3 separate regions of the Homo sapiens genome follow, and all the other regions are linked to region 1. A link is a contact called in ENCODE Hi-C or POLR2A ChIA-PET data. All regions are on one chromosome and are shown on one strand. Each heading gives the region's core, a stretch centred on a gene start or an enhancer-like site at or near the end of the contact. The rest is flanking DNA. Distances are from core to core; before and after follow the strand shown. Region 1 overlaps LTBP1 (latent transforming growth factor beta binding protein 1). Region 2 overlaps LTBP1 (latent transforming growth factor beta binding protein 1). Region 3 overlaps LTBP1 (latent transforming growth factor beta binding protein 1).

Region 1 (4,458 bases), core at 883-3,382:
ACATGGTGAAACCCTGTCTCTACTAAAAATACAAAAATTAGCTGGTTGTGGCCGTGCACACCTGTAATTCCAGCTACTCAGGAAGCTGATGCACGTGAATTGCTTGAACATGGGAACTGGAAGTTGCAGTGAGCCAAGGTCACACCACTGCACTCCACCCTGGTGACAGAGCAAGACTGCCTCAAAAAGAAAAAAAAGCGTGATAAACTCTGTGAAAAAAAAAAAAAAAGAAAAGGTAGAGCACAATATGGGGGACCTGAAGGGTAGAGAAAGAAGTGGAAAGCTGCTTTGATGCTAACTGGGGTGGTCAGAATCGGCTTTTCTGCTTCTGTAAGTGAAAGAAATACTGAAATTTTCTGAGTGAAGAAATGAAGCCATATGAAGTGCCTGTCATGTTCAAACTGGTCTTCTACTGGCGAAGTGATAAAAGCCCATCAATAAATAGGTAAGGGAGCATGAGATGGCAGCCGAGGACTTTCTTGCAGCTGTCAACATGAATTCTATTGTCCAGACAAGAATAGAAAATCAGATAAAGTACAACGCCAAGAGTTGTAAACACTTGATGTAAACTATGGACTTTGGATGATAATGATGTAAGAGTTCATCAGTCATAACAACTGTATGTACCAGTCTGGTGCAGGAGACTGGCAGTGGTAGATGCTGGGGGCTGGTGTGAGGAAGACAGGATATAAATGAAAACTCTCTGTGTAATCTTATTGGGAACCTAAAACTGCTCTTAAAGTCTTTTTGAAAACTCAGACATATTTTTGGCATTACCTTTTTTTTATTGGAAAGGAAAAATGAAAACCTTTCATTTTATTAATAATTCTATATTCCACTCCTGTATTTTCTTCTCTTGGATGATGATGGTGATATTATTTCTCACTTTTCAAAATAATACCCTGGACTGAGTATGGGATCAGCAGCTTCTCCTCCTAGTTTTCAAAAATGATTCTACTATTTGATTGAAAAATTGAGCACTGCAAGACTGGAAGAGGGCTTCTTGTCACATCTAGCCTGAACTCTGACTCCCACAGTATACCCAAAGTATTCAGGAATCAAGTCCTATTGCTAAACATCTATAGAGACTCTAACCCCATAACCTTCTTAGGTATTTACTATAAATCACTCCTTGCTTACACATTCATCTGAAATGGAAACCGGTAAAAATTGCCAATGCGTTGACGTGTACTGAAAGTAGTGATATCACAACCGAGAGAAGGTGGATTCAAACTCTCAGGCTAATTTTGTATTCATTGGGAACCAGAAAACACAAGAAAGACAACATTGCCAAATCAAAAAAGTAACAAATTGGGAGCAGACGTGGGGTTTGTTTTCACACTTCTAGGTACATTTTCTATGAACGGGGGAGAATGAAAGCATAAAGCCGTGGACAGTGCCCCAAGGCAGTTGGTGGTTTTGTGGCATGGATATAGAACTTTATATCTGTCACCAAATAGAAAATGCTTTTGAAAATGACTCAGCCAAGTGGGATGCTGAAGAACTCTGATGCAGTAATGTGTTACATGTGGTGTGCTTAGCCCAAGATTTTCAGGTTTTTAAGAGTTTTCGGGTCTGAAACTGAAAACTGTACTAAGAGATGATGATTTTAGTATTTCTTAGTAGAGAGAATTTTAACAACAGAATCCACTCTCTTCCATGTGTAAAAAGAAAAAGGATCATACAACATTCTAGGTAAAGAAAGAAAGTGGCTTCCAGCTATAAAAGCTACTGTTCACACTCACTCTTCCTGTGAATGTACTTCTGCAGAAGTGAGTGAAAATGAATGTTTAAATCATTAGGGAGAAAGCTGAGGAAATTTTTCTGGAATGAGTTGCTTTTGGACTTGAAATGCAGATTTTCCATGCATTGCTTGATTGTCTTCCATATATCAACATTTGTATAAAGAAATTCATAATAGTAGCAAAAAATTTGAGATCTCTTCCTAAGCCTTTTTTTTTTTTTATCACTGCTGACCTTTTCAAACCCCAGAGCTATGGAAATCATCTGTTCATAGAAGGAGAAGTAAACACTTGCCTTGCAGCCAAAAAATAGGCAGAAGACTGCCAGAAAGTGAAGTCTGTGACTAGGCTAGCTGACCTTGCATACCGTATGCTGACATCCACTCATGCTCTGGTGCTGGGCGTCCTACATCTGACTCCTTTGATGTCAACAACCCGAGTCCTTTTTAGATCATGGAAGGTTATTGTAAGCAGTGTTTTTGTACTTGAGACCTAAACTGTAATGCTTCATACACATATTCCAGAAACAGTTACTTTTTAGACATGTGATAGAATATTAAGCAACTATCTTGGTCTCCCACTATGAGTGGACTGGAGATACATTATATATCTGATTGCATGATTTTATTAAAACAGTAGCAAGAATAATGTATAATAGCATTCACTGAGTTCTTATTACAAGCCAGGCACTATGCTAAGTGCATTGCACCTGTCTTCTCATTTAATCTTCACAATAAATCTGTAAGTAGGTTAAGTATTAATTGGTTTAATTTTGGCTGCAACAAACAGCTTAGAATGAGGGCATTTATTATACGAATGAGAAGTATAGTACAAGATTGTTACCTCTTGCCTCCTGTAGGTCCGTATTTAAATGCTGTTTCCTTAGTGAACCGGTTTCTGACCGTTCTTTCTCAGATTCACTCACCGTGTAATGAATGAATTAATTCACTTCCTGTTCTTTTTTCCTTTTGCTTTTTTTATTTCTTTACCACCTTATTCTACTTCTTTACCTTGTTTATTGTTCTTTGTCACACTCCATTGCTAGACTTTAAGGCCAGTGAGATCGGGATTGTTTTCTGTATTTTTTACAGCTCTGTATGCCATTGGGAATACAGATGCTACTCAATTTATGATAGGGTTATGTCCTCATAAATGGAAAGTCAAAAATGCATCAAATACACCTAACCTACCGAACATTATAGCTTAGCCTAGCCTGCTTCTAGCACATTCTAAACGTGCTCAGAACACTTACACTAGCCTATAGTTAGGCAAAACCATCTAGTACAAAAAAAACCCGATTTTATAATAAAGTGTTGAATATCTCATGTAATTTATTGTACTGAAAGTGAACAGAATGGTTATATGGGAACTCGAAGTACAGTTTCTACTGAATGCATATTGCTCCTGTACCTTCATAAAGTAAAAAAATCGACTAGGCGCGGTAGCTCACACCTGTAATCCCAGCACTTTGGGAGGCCGAAACAGGCAGATCACCTGAAGTCAGGAGTTCGAGACCAGCATGGCCAACATGATGAAACCCCATCTCTACTAAAAATGCAAAAAATTACCCAGATGTGGTGGCACACACCTATAGTCCAGCTACTTGCGAGGCTGAGGAAGGAGAATCGCATGAGCCTGGGAGGCGAGTGAGCTGAGATCACACCATTGCATTTCAGCCTGGGTGACAGAGCAAGACTCCGTCTCAAAACAAACAAACAAACAAAAAATCATAAGTGGAACTATCCTAATTTGGAGACCATCTGTAATTAGTTGGGGCACAATACGCATTTGGCAAATGAATCAAGGGAGGAAGGGACAGTCTGTAGCTCATCCTGGAGTACTAGGAAACATTCTTAATAAGATTACTCCAAACTGAATGTGATGTACACTTCTGTGAAGCCTTCCCTATTTTTTGAAGACTTAATTCTCTAATGCACACCCTGCATAACTACTGGGTGTAGTAGTGGCTAAGAAGTTATGCTGGTGAGTTTGGCTACATGGGCTTGAACTCTTGTTCCAGCACTTCTAAGCTGTGTGAACTTGGTGAGTGCTTCAGTTCCCTCTCTGTATAGTAAGAATAATAATAGCACCTACATGGAGTTGATGTGTGTTGGCAAGTATCCGCCGAGAATGGAGTAGCCCATAGAACATACTCAATGAATGTGAGCTATTGTTACTATTTTAGCATTTCTTATACTGGTACCTTAGTTACAGCAGTCCTTCCTTATCTGCAGTTTTACTTCATGTGGTTTTAGTTACCATGGTCAACCACAGCCTACAAATATTATAGTATTTTGAGAGAGACTACAATCACATAACTTTTGTTACAGTATATTGTTATAATTGTTATAACAATTGTTATAATTGTTATAATTTTAATTATAATATAATCACAGTATATTATTACTATTAATTCTTACTGTGCCTAATTTATAAATTAAACTTTATCATAGGTATGTATGTATGTATGTATGTATGTATATATATGGAAAAAAACACAGTATATATATATGGTTCAGTACTATTTGTGGTTCCAGGCACCCACGGGGGATTTTGGAACACATCCTCCACCAATGAAAAGGAATGATTGCATTGTCATTGGTTTCCTTATTATGTGAGCATCTAAAAGGAGGGAAACATTTAACAACTATTTTATTTTTATATTGTCAATGCTTACAACATATATAACATGCAGATTAAATACATACTTGTGAAT
Region 2 (4,458 bases), core at 1,260-3,759, 44 kb after region 1:
GGCAGCACCTGGAATCTGGACTAAATATAGCAATGTGTAAAGTTTGGGAAGTGTATGAGGTACAACTGATGGCTGATTTTCTTTAGTAATACTTTTTTTTGCTCTTAAGATATGGATGAATGTCAAGACCCCAGTAGTTGTATTGATGGCCAGTGTGTTAATACAGAGGGCTCTTACAACTGCTTCTGTACTCACCCCATGGTCCTGGATGCGTCAGAAAAAAGATGTATACGACCGGCTGAGTCAAACGGTATGTTTCCAGGAGATGCAAACCTGTGTCCAAATAACTATCATAAGATTTTCCTTTTAACTAAAATGTGAACTATTGGAAAATAGAAAAATGGATTCCTTGGGTATTTTGAAATAACTAAAATGAGATACAATGAGATACTTACAGAAATAGTAATAAGATGCATATCATCAGTATGTAGGAGATTTAATAGCCTGGACATACTCATTAAGTATGGACTATGGAGTGGCTGAGCAGATGGCAGGGTTGTTCCATGGCTTAGGGTTCATCATCCCTAACCTGCAGAGGCAGCTGAGGGAAATGTAATTCAGGGAAAGATAATTAGGTGCACTCAGCAGAGTGGAGGATGTGGATAAGGCTCAGCAGAACAGAGGGTGGAGTTCAACAGGGTGGTGGAGAGCCCCGAAGTCCACTGACAAACTCCTGTCCTCCCTGATGCTACTGATAATTGGCAAAAAGCCGCTGATAATTGGCATAATCTGTCATTCGCCTCAGGAGACTGCTTTGGATGAAGTCAATTGAAAGGTAGGAATTAAAGACTCTAGGATGAAGGGTCACTAGTCCAGGGCTTTGGCAGATTAAATGGATAAGAAGGCATGAATCCAATAGCTGTTACATGGAAAGAAATGGTAGGGTTTGACAGGAGTAAATGAAAAAGTGAAGATTAGGAGAGTGAGAAGCCTGATGGCTTATGAAGGACAAGCAAGATAGTGGGCATTTTATATAAAAGTAGGAAGCTATAGAGAACTATTGTGTCGGGACCGGATGGGCAGCTGGAATTTCAACTGATGGAATGACACCCAGTTGGAGATGACAGAGAATTGATCCATTGAAAGACCAGACTGGATTCAGACTTTTACTTGGAAGTCACTCTTAGAAATAGAGATGGAAACTTTGAGACTTGCTGGCTTCCAACACAGTGTTTATAAATAGGAATAACTGTGCGATTTTCATGGAACTATGTCTTCCCTTTCAGAACAAATAGAAGAAACTGATGTCTACCAAGATTTGTGCTGGGAACATCTGAGTGATGAATACGTGTGTAGCCGGCCTCTTGTGGGCAAGCAGACAACGTACACTGAGTGCTGCTGTCTGTATGGAGAGGCCTGGGGCATGCAGTGTGCCCTCTGCCCCCTGAAGGATTCAGGTGAGCCCATATCCAATTCCTTCTGCAGGAGGCCTTTGGGGACAAGTTCATCTCACCTCCTTTGTAGCCTGACATTTCTCTTCTGTATCTTTGCCTTCACTCCTGATATCTTACTTTCATCCCGTGTGTGTGTGTGTGTGTGTGTGTAGGGCAGAACTGCATAAACATTTGGCTCCTGGTTTACCTCTACTCCCGACCCTGTCGTTAATTTTTGAAACTCTCATTCCATTACCCCAATGAATGATAAATGACCCAAAAAAACATAACTTAGCAATCAGTGGCATAGGCTTAGAATTTATATTTCCTGGCAGTTCATTTTTTACTACAATTCTTCTCATTCCTAACAGTTTCTACTTAGACCAAAATGTGTATTAGAGACGGTAGAAAATCATTCTAGGTCAAAGTCCAAATTTTCATGTCAATCTCTGTATGTGGAGATATAAGAAACGGGTTACAACAAAAAGGGAAAAGTACAGAAAGTAATTGAAGAAGTATTTCAACAAATCTCCTTTCCTTTCAAGTTCTAGATCTATCTGGGTTTAAACCTTTGGTCAAATGGAAAAGATGAGACAGGCTAAGCTCCCAGTTTCATCCCCTCTCCCAGTTTGGAGGAGGCCTGGAAGGTGCTGGCTTTGTGCTTCCTGGCTAGGCTGTTTGGTGACCGTTGAGTTGTGCACTGATTGCTAATTTCCCTTTTTTACCATCATAGCACCTTCTCATTAAAGGAAAGCACTCGAAAGTGTCCAGTATATCCTTTTGTAAAGTTGACTTGTTAAAGCTAGAAAGATCATGTGCAAGTAGAAAGCAAAGGAGTTTATTATGAATATATTCTCAGAATGGTCGAGAGGGGAAAAATTGCTTGAAAAGAGGAAATGCATTAATTTTTAGTTAATTCAATTAGAATATTTCTTTCAAGCTCTTTAGAAAATTAGCTTTGCAGCTTAGAAATAACTTAAAACCAACGTAGCATGAAAGAGAAAATAATTGGGAATTCCCGTAAGAAGAAAATGAATAGCCAAGGATAAAGAGCAAATACACAAAGCACTAGATGGCAATGATAGCAGCCCAGAATTGGAAAGAGGGCAGGTCTGGGGCCAGTTGGCACTGAGTCTGGAATCCAGCACTGCCATAGCAGCTGCATGACAAGGGGAAAATAACTTCACCCTGTACAGCTCATTTGTAAAACGGAGGCGTCTACATCTGTCCTGTTGGGTTGTTGCAAGGGCTGGGAGGATGTAGGTAGAGCAGGGGGTAATTACTAGCTTTACTGGTTGTTTCGGGCCCTGGAAGCAGATGCCACGGGGAGATAAAAGTGAAATCACTAAGTTAATGTGAGTTCAGTGAGGCTTTTGAGTCATTTTCTCACAATGCTATACTACCTCAAATCTTTTTTATTTATGCAGTGGTTTTATATTGTCTAATTTTTTTCCAAAAATCACATGTATTCCTCCTAAAGTATTAAAATAATCAAAGAGGTTATATTCCCCTCCACCTACCCCATCACAGTTGAACTCTGCTCCTTAAAGACACTCACTTTTGACAGTTGGGTTTTTATCATCCTAGCATTTTCTTATATATTAATTATCATTATATATTGATATTAGTTATTGCTGTATATTAATATATTTATATCCAACAGAGTATTTATAACTGAAGTCTATGTCATCAATCTAAGCTACACTTTGCTTGTTATTTTGCACTTCAGCATCCCTGAGATTGGGGTCATCTGATAATTATGACATATAACAATGTCCACGGGTTATTTTTCCCAATTTTTAACATCTGTTATATCAAGATACATTTTACAATCTAGGATCTCTTAAAATAGATGAAAGTTAGAACTTAAAATTTTTTTATATTGATATATTTAGGGGTGCAAGTGTAGATTTCTTACCTGCAAGTATTCCATAGTGGTAAATAAAGTCTGTGTTTTTTGTGTACCCTTAACAATAGCGAACACTGTGCCCAATAGGTAATTTTTCAACCCTTACCCCACTTCCAGACTCCCACATTTTGGAGTCTCCAGTGTGTATTACTCCATTCCATATGTCCATGTGTACCCATTGTTTAGCTACCATTTATAAGTGAGAACGTTCAGTATTTGACTTTCTGCTTCTGAGTAATTTCAATTAGGATAGTGACCTCCAGTTCCGCCCATGTTGCTGTAAAACACACGATTTTATTCTTGGTTACGGCTTAGTGGTATTACATGGATAAAGAAATTTTCTTACTGAGGCATTCCTACAGGTGCATATGTGGAGGTTCATTGCAGCATTGTTTATAAAAGGAAAATCAGGACTGGGGCAAGATGGGGCAGGGAAAGGTTAGGGGAGGAAGAAAAACAAATGCCCAGCACAAGAGATGGCTAAATAAATCATGTACATCTATAAAACAGATTCCATGCAGCTGTTTAAAAATTACCATCTTTTGGCCGTGCGCGGTGGCTCATGCCTGTAATCACAGCACTTTGGGAGGCCGAGGCGGGCGGATCATGAGGTCAGGAAAGATCAAGACCATACTGGCTAACACAGTGAAACCCTGTCTCTACTAAAAAATAGCCGGGCCTGGTGGCGCATGCCTGTAATCTCAGCTACTCAGGAGGCTGAGGCAGGAGAATAGCTTGAACCTGGGAGGTGGAGGTTGCAGTGAGCCGAGATCGCGCCACTGCACTCCAGCCTGGGCGACAGAGCGAGACTCTGTCTCAAAAAAAAAAAGAAGTTACATCATTTGAATTTAAATTAGTACAGCCTTTATGGAAAACAGTATGGAGATTTCTCAAAGAACTAAAAATAGAACTACCCGGCGATCCCACTAACTGGGTACCTACCCAAAGGGAATGTCTTTATCCATTCCTCCATTGGTGGATACTTAGGTTGATTCTATCTCTTTGCTGTTGTGAGTAGTGCTACAGTAAACACACAAATGCAGGTATCTTTTGGATATAATGACTTCATTCCCTTTGGGTAGGTACCCATAAACAATGCTGCAATGAACCTCCATGTATGCGTCTGCAGGAATGGCTTAGTAAGAAAATTTTGACAAATAAAAATACCAGGCTAAG
Region 3 (4,458 bases), core at 854-3,353, 46 kb before region 1:
AATATCAAACATTTGAACATTAAGAACATTTTTTTCTTAAACCAACTTAACCATTTTGGGAAAGTGTTACTGGTTTAATTTTTTGAAAGTTTATCCCTTAGCTAAGGGAGCTCAAAAAAAGGTTTGCTAAACAACTGGAATTCTCTTACCTCTTTGTTCAACATTTGTTTACCTCGCAAATGTAATATATTTACATAAAGGTGAAATAATTTCCAAAAGCTTTTTGGGTAAAGTAAACAAAATATGAATTACAGAAACAGCTACCTAAAAACATGTATTTAGCAAAAACAAATTAACATTAGTGTATACTGCAGTAAAGAATTACATTCATTTATGTACATAAGACTTGATTTTTTTAAAGGGATTTTAAAATTGAAAATCCATATATGCTGGCCTGAAGGTGTCAGTCAATTTAGAAATTTAGGGATCTCATATATGCTCCTTTTGGAAAAAAAAAAAGTATCTCAGAAAGATATGCAGTAGAGTTAAATAAATCATTTTAATGTGACTCTAAATTTAATTTCTCTTTTTTTTTTTAAGAAAAAGAAAATTCAGCACTAAATTATGAGGCCAATAGGAAGCAACAAAGGAACATATCTAATTAATACTTCTTTAGTATATGTGAATTTTGCTGTTTGGTGTGTGTGTATGGGGGAGAAAGGAGACAGCCACCTGGTCCATAATTTGGCTATTTCCTTGTCATTTGTATACATTATATGTGTCACTTTCAGAACCTAGAATATTAAGTTAGAAAGGCAACAGAGATGACCTAATCCAACTCCATCCACATGCACGGAGGAAGAGTCTCTTTCATGGCATTTCTGACTCCCTACTGACAGCAAATTCCATTGCTTGGATGTCTCTCGTTATCAGGAGAATCCTTCTGTGTTGACCTGAAATCTGCCTCTTTGAAACACCAGTGTCATGGTTTTGTAGTTTTAGCCTTTGAAGTGATACACAGTAGGCTGCTTCTCTCTTCCAGGAACAATCCTTCAAGTACGCGAGGAGAAAGATCGTGTCTCCTTTTGCTGTTGTCCTCAGTTATAAAGGTTGGGTGGTACCCAGGGAATAGTATGATGGTATTTTACAGAACAGGGAAACTAAGTTCTTGCTACACAGAACTAATATTTTTATATGTATTTTTGTTAACAGATATTGATGAGTGTACTCAGGTCCAACACCTCTGCTCCCAGGGCCGCTGTGAAAACACCGAGGGAAGTTTCTTGTGCATTTGCCCAGCAGGATTTATGGCCAGTGAGGAGGGTACTAACTGCATAGGTAATGGCAGCATTCTTCCTGCTTACAAATTCTTAGATCTGAGTTTTTAGATCCCCTAAGACTATCATCAGTTCAGTGCTTATCCAGACAACCCAGAATTTTTTATTAAACAATTATCATGACAGCAGTCTGCTAGATCCCAGGTGATATAAAAATGGATTTTTTTCCCCTAACATTTTTGAAGAAAGAGTGTCATATATGTGCATAGACAAGATACATTAAATGTTACTTTTGGACCACCCTGCATGAATCAAAACTGGATGATTTTGATGTGTGTCAAACAAATCAAAGGGAAAGTAGAAATCAGTTACTGGCCAGGCGCCATGGCCCACACCTGTAATCCCAGCACTTTGGGAGGCCGAGCCTGGCGGATCACCTGAGGTCGGGAGTTTGAGACCAGCCTGACCAACTTGGAGAAACCCTGTCTCTACTAAAAATACAGAATTAGCCAGGCATGGTGGTGCATGCCTGTAATCCCAGCTACTTGGGAGGCTGAGGCAGGAGAATTGCTTAAACCCAGGAGGTGGAGGTTGCAGTGAGCCGAGATCACACCATTGCACTCCAGCCTGGGCAACAAGAGCGAAACTCCATCTCAAAAAAAAAAAGAAATCAGTTACTTCGTTATTATATTTGAGCTAAGCTGGGAGATGGGAGAGGTTTGAAACAGTATTTGGAACACAAAACTCAACAATGCTATCTGCTCTTCGTAGATGTTGACGAATGCCTGAGGCCGGACGTCTGTGGGGAGGGGCACTGTGTCAATACTGTGGGGGCCTTCCGGTGTGAATACTGTGACAGCGGGTACCGCATGACTCAGAGAGGCCGTTGTGAGGGTGAGTCAGCTGAGAGTGTTCAGCACACATGACGGTGATGTGCAGGGTTGGTAGGCACCTTGCCTGGTTCTTGTTTCCTTCCCACACTCAGTGCGTGACACCAGTTTATCCAAGCTCTTTCTGCTTCCTAGATTCACAGGCTCTTTGCCTCTTCCTTTCACTGGCTCTTTTGGGATTATTTTCCATCTTCATGCTCTCATTATTTTTCACCTCAATATCTGCCTCTCTGGTATTTGGAATGAAATCACCATAGAATGATTAATTGCATCATATTTAGTAGAAACACAGACTTAATTACAGAGTCCGGACCATTCATCTGGGAACATGCTGCAGGTGTAACCAGTGTTGATTTTTTGTTTTTGACCTTTTCACCTACTTACATTCCTTTGTCTCCAATGCTTTCTTTTACATGTGTTCTGGTACTTTCTCACAGACTCCCCAAGAAGCATGGTCTGACAAACTTTGGTCAGATTCCAACTGTGCTTAATAAAATTTCCTCATTATTGACCACAGCAATGAGCTTTCTCTCATTATAAAAATGTTATAAAAAGTATTTATAGCATGGTCACAATTATTATCCTTTTCATATTTCTTTTCACGTTTGTGTCCAAGTTGCTCTGGTTCTTTTTGAAACCAATGTAGTGAGGCCAGGCACGGTGGCTCACGCCTGCAATCCCAGTGCTTTGGGAGGTTGAAGCGGGTGGATCACTTGAGGCCAGGAGTTTGAGACCAGCCTGGCCAACATGCTGAAACTCCCTCTCTCCTAAAAATACAAAAATTAGCTGGATGTGGTGGCACACGCCTGTAATCCCAGCTACCTGGGAGGCTGAGAAACAAGAATCACTTGAACCTGGGAGGCAGAGGTTGCAGTGAGCTGAGATCATGCCACTGCATTCCAGCCCAGGTGACAGAGAAAAACCTTGTCTCCAAAAAACAAAGCAAAACAAAACAAAACACTATGGCACTTTTTTTGCAATTATTTTCATGAAGAAATACACTGACCTTCTGCTAAAAACCTGTCATGGAAATATGAGGGTGAAGGAACACGGGATCTGTGAGGGCACGGGAGCATGGTGCTGGTTCCTTGGGGTTCCCTGCCTGGCTGTCAGCAGAGCCTAATAGATCTGGGCTCTGTTAGGTGGGGCAGGATGGACTAGGTTGGCACAGCCAGCCCTCAGCTGTCCCCTGGCTTCTGCCTGTTGGTTTTCTTCACTGCTCTAATGACCCAGGCCTGGAGGGAGAGCTAATTAGACATTTTTTGGCAGCCTACACTTGCCCCTCCTGCTGGTGTCTTGCCTCTGCCCCTTGGGTTCTAATCTAGAGAGAAGTGGGAGTGTTTTATGTTGCTGGATCTCTGATCAGCATGGAGTTTTGTACCCTCCCCGAGGGCCACGAGGCTACAGAACAAGCACAGGTGTAAAGTGTCTCCACGCTGCTCTTCCAGGGAACTCTCCTCTGCTGAAGAGATGCAGCGTGGGAGCAGCTCACCACGCCCACAGTAACTGCCTGACCTGTAGCCACTGACTTTGCCCCTTTGAAACGTAGTACATCATCTGTAAAATAGGAACCATGAAGTTAACTTTCCAGGTTTTCATGAAAATAACTTCATGTTGCCATAACTTGTATGATGCCTGTCACTTTGTTAGTTTTCAAGAAGTTATAGTTTCTTTAAATCTCCCCCCATCCCTGACTCCTTTTGTGTTTGTATAGATCTCAAGCACCTCTGTAGTTGCGGGGAGTGCTTTAAAAAAATGGGGTGTTTATTTGACAAGCATTTATGTGCAGAGCAGTATCCCCCAACCCCCAACAAAGAAGTCAAATACTGATTTTTTTTTCCCTTTCTTTCTTTCTTTCTTTCTTTCTTTCTTTCTTTCTCTCTCTCTTTCTTTTTTTCTTTCTTTCTTTCTTTTTTTTTTTTTTTTTTTAAAGACAGTCTTGCTCTGTCGCCCAGGCTGGAGTGCAGTGGTGCGATCTCAGCTCACTGCAAGCTCCGCCTCCCGGGTTCACATCATTCTCCTGCCTCAGCCTCCTGAGTAGCTGGGACTACAGGTGACCGCCACCATGCCCGGCTAATTTTTTTTTCTATTTTTAGTAGAGACAGGGTGTCACCGTGTTAGCCAGGATGGTCTCGATCTCCTGACCTCGTGATCTGCCAGCCTCAGCCTCCCAAAGTGCTGGGATTACAGGTGTGAGCTACTGCACCCGGCCCAAATACTGATTCTTAAGTTCTACACACGGGTCAAGAATGGAAAGATAAGATACTTAAGTAATAGGATGGAAAGGAATAGAAAATAAATTGGAAAATTATGTACTTAAATTGGAAGCTTGTAGGAGAATATTCGGTGAT

What was found. Hi-C counts contacts between places; a loop is a spot of excess contacts on that map. ChIA-PET counts read pairs that join two places held with the same protein, here RNA polymerase II (POLR2A). Pooled maps may share reads with other maps.
Region 2: a pooled map shows a loop between it and region 1 (5-fold over the local background). The contact joins two enhancer-like sites. A Hi-C loop is called at or near these places in 1 of 37 single-sample maps with no recorded cell type and 4 of 50 pooled maps. POLR2A ChIA-PET finds 5 or more read pairs at or near these places in 6 of 52 experiments (A673, AG04450, CD4-positive, alpha-beta T cell and 3 more).
Region 3: a map with no recorded cell type shows a loop between it and region 1 (5-fold over the local background). The contact joins two enhancer-like sites. A Hi-C loop is called at or near these places in 1 of 168 maps with a recorded cell type or tissue (A673), 20 of 37 single-sample maps with no recorded cell type and 15 of 50 pooled maps. POLR2A ChIA-PET finds 5 or more read pairs at or near these places in 5 of 52 experiments (AG04450, MCF 10A, Panc1 and 2 more).

What each region holds. Positions count from the first base shown.
Region 1 is chr2:33,320,183-33,324,640 of GRCh38, forward strand. All of the region lies in intron 24 of LTBP1 (latent transforming growth factor beta binding protein 1), which reads left to right. Among named protein-coding and RNA genes, the nearest start is that of MIR4430, 96 kb to the right of the region's middle. Within about 2 kb of position 2,133, at least 5 of the 41 ENCODE cell types and tissues checked have a DNase peak (open chromatin) inside an H3K27ac peak, as active enhancers do.
Region 2 is chr2:33,364,107-33,368,564 of GRCh38, forward strand. LTBP1 (latent transforming growth factor beta binding protein 1) reads left to right here. Exons shown (of 34, transcript NM_206943.4): 30 at 110-250; 31 at 1,227-1,397. Among named protein-coding and RNA genes, the nearest start is that of MIR4430, 52 kb to the right of the region's middle. Within about 2 kb of position 2,510, at least 6 of the 41 ENCODE cell types and tissues checked have a DNase peak (open chromatin) inside an H3K27ac peak, as active enhancers do.
Region 3 is chr2:33,273,813-33,278,270 of GRCh38, forward strand. It overlaps LTBP1 (latent transforming growth factor beta binding protein 1), which reads left to right. Exons shown (of 34, transcript NM_206943.4): 17 at 1,153-1,278; 18 at 1,989-2,111. Among named protein-coding and RNA genes, the nearest start is that of MIR4430, 140 kb to the right of the region's middle. Within about 2 kb of position 2,104, at least 11 of the 41 ENCODE cell types and tissues checked have a DNase peak (open chromatin) inside an H3K27ac peak, as active enhancers do.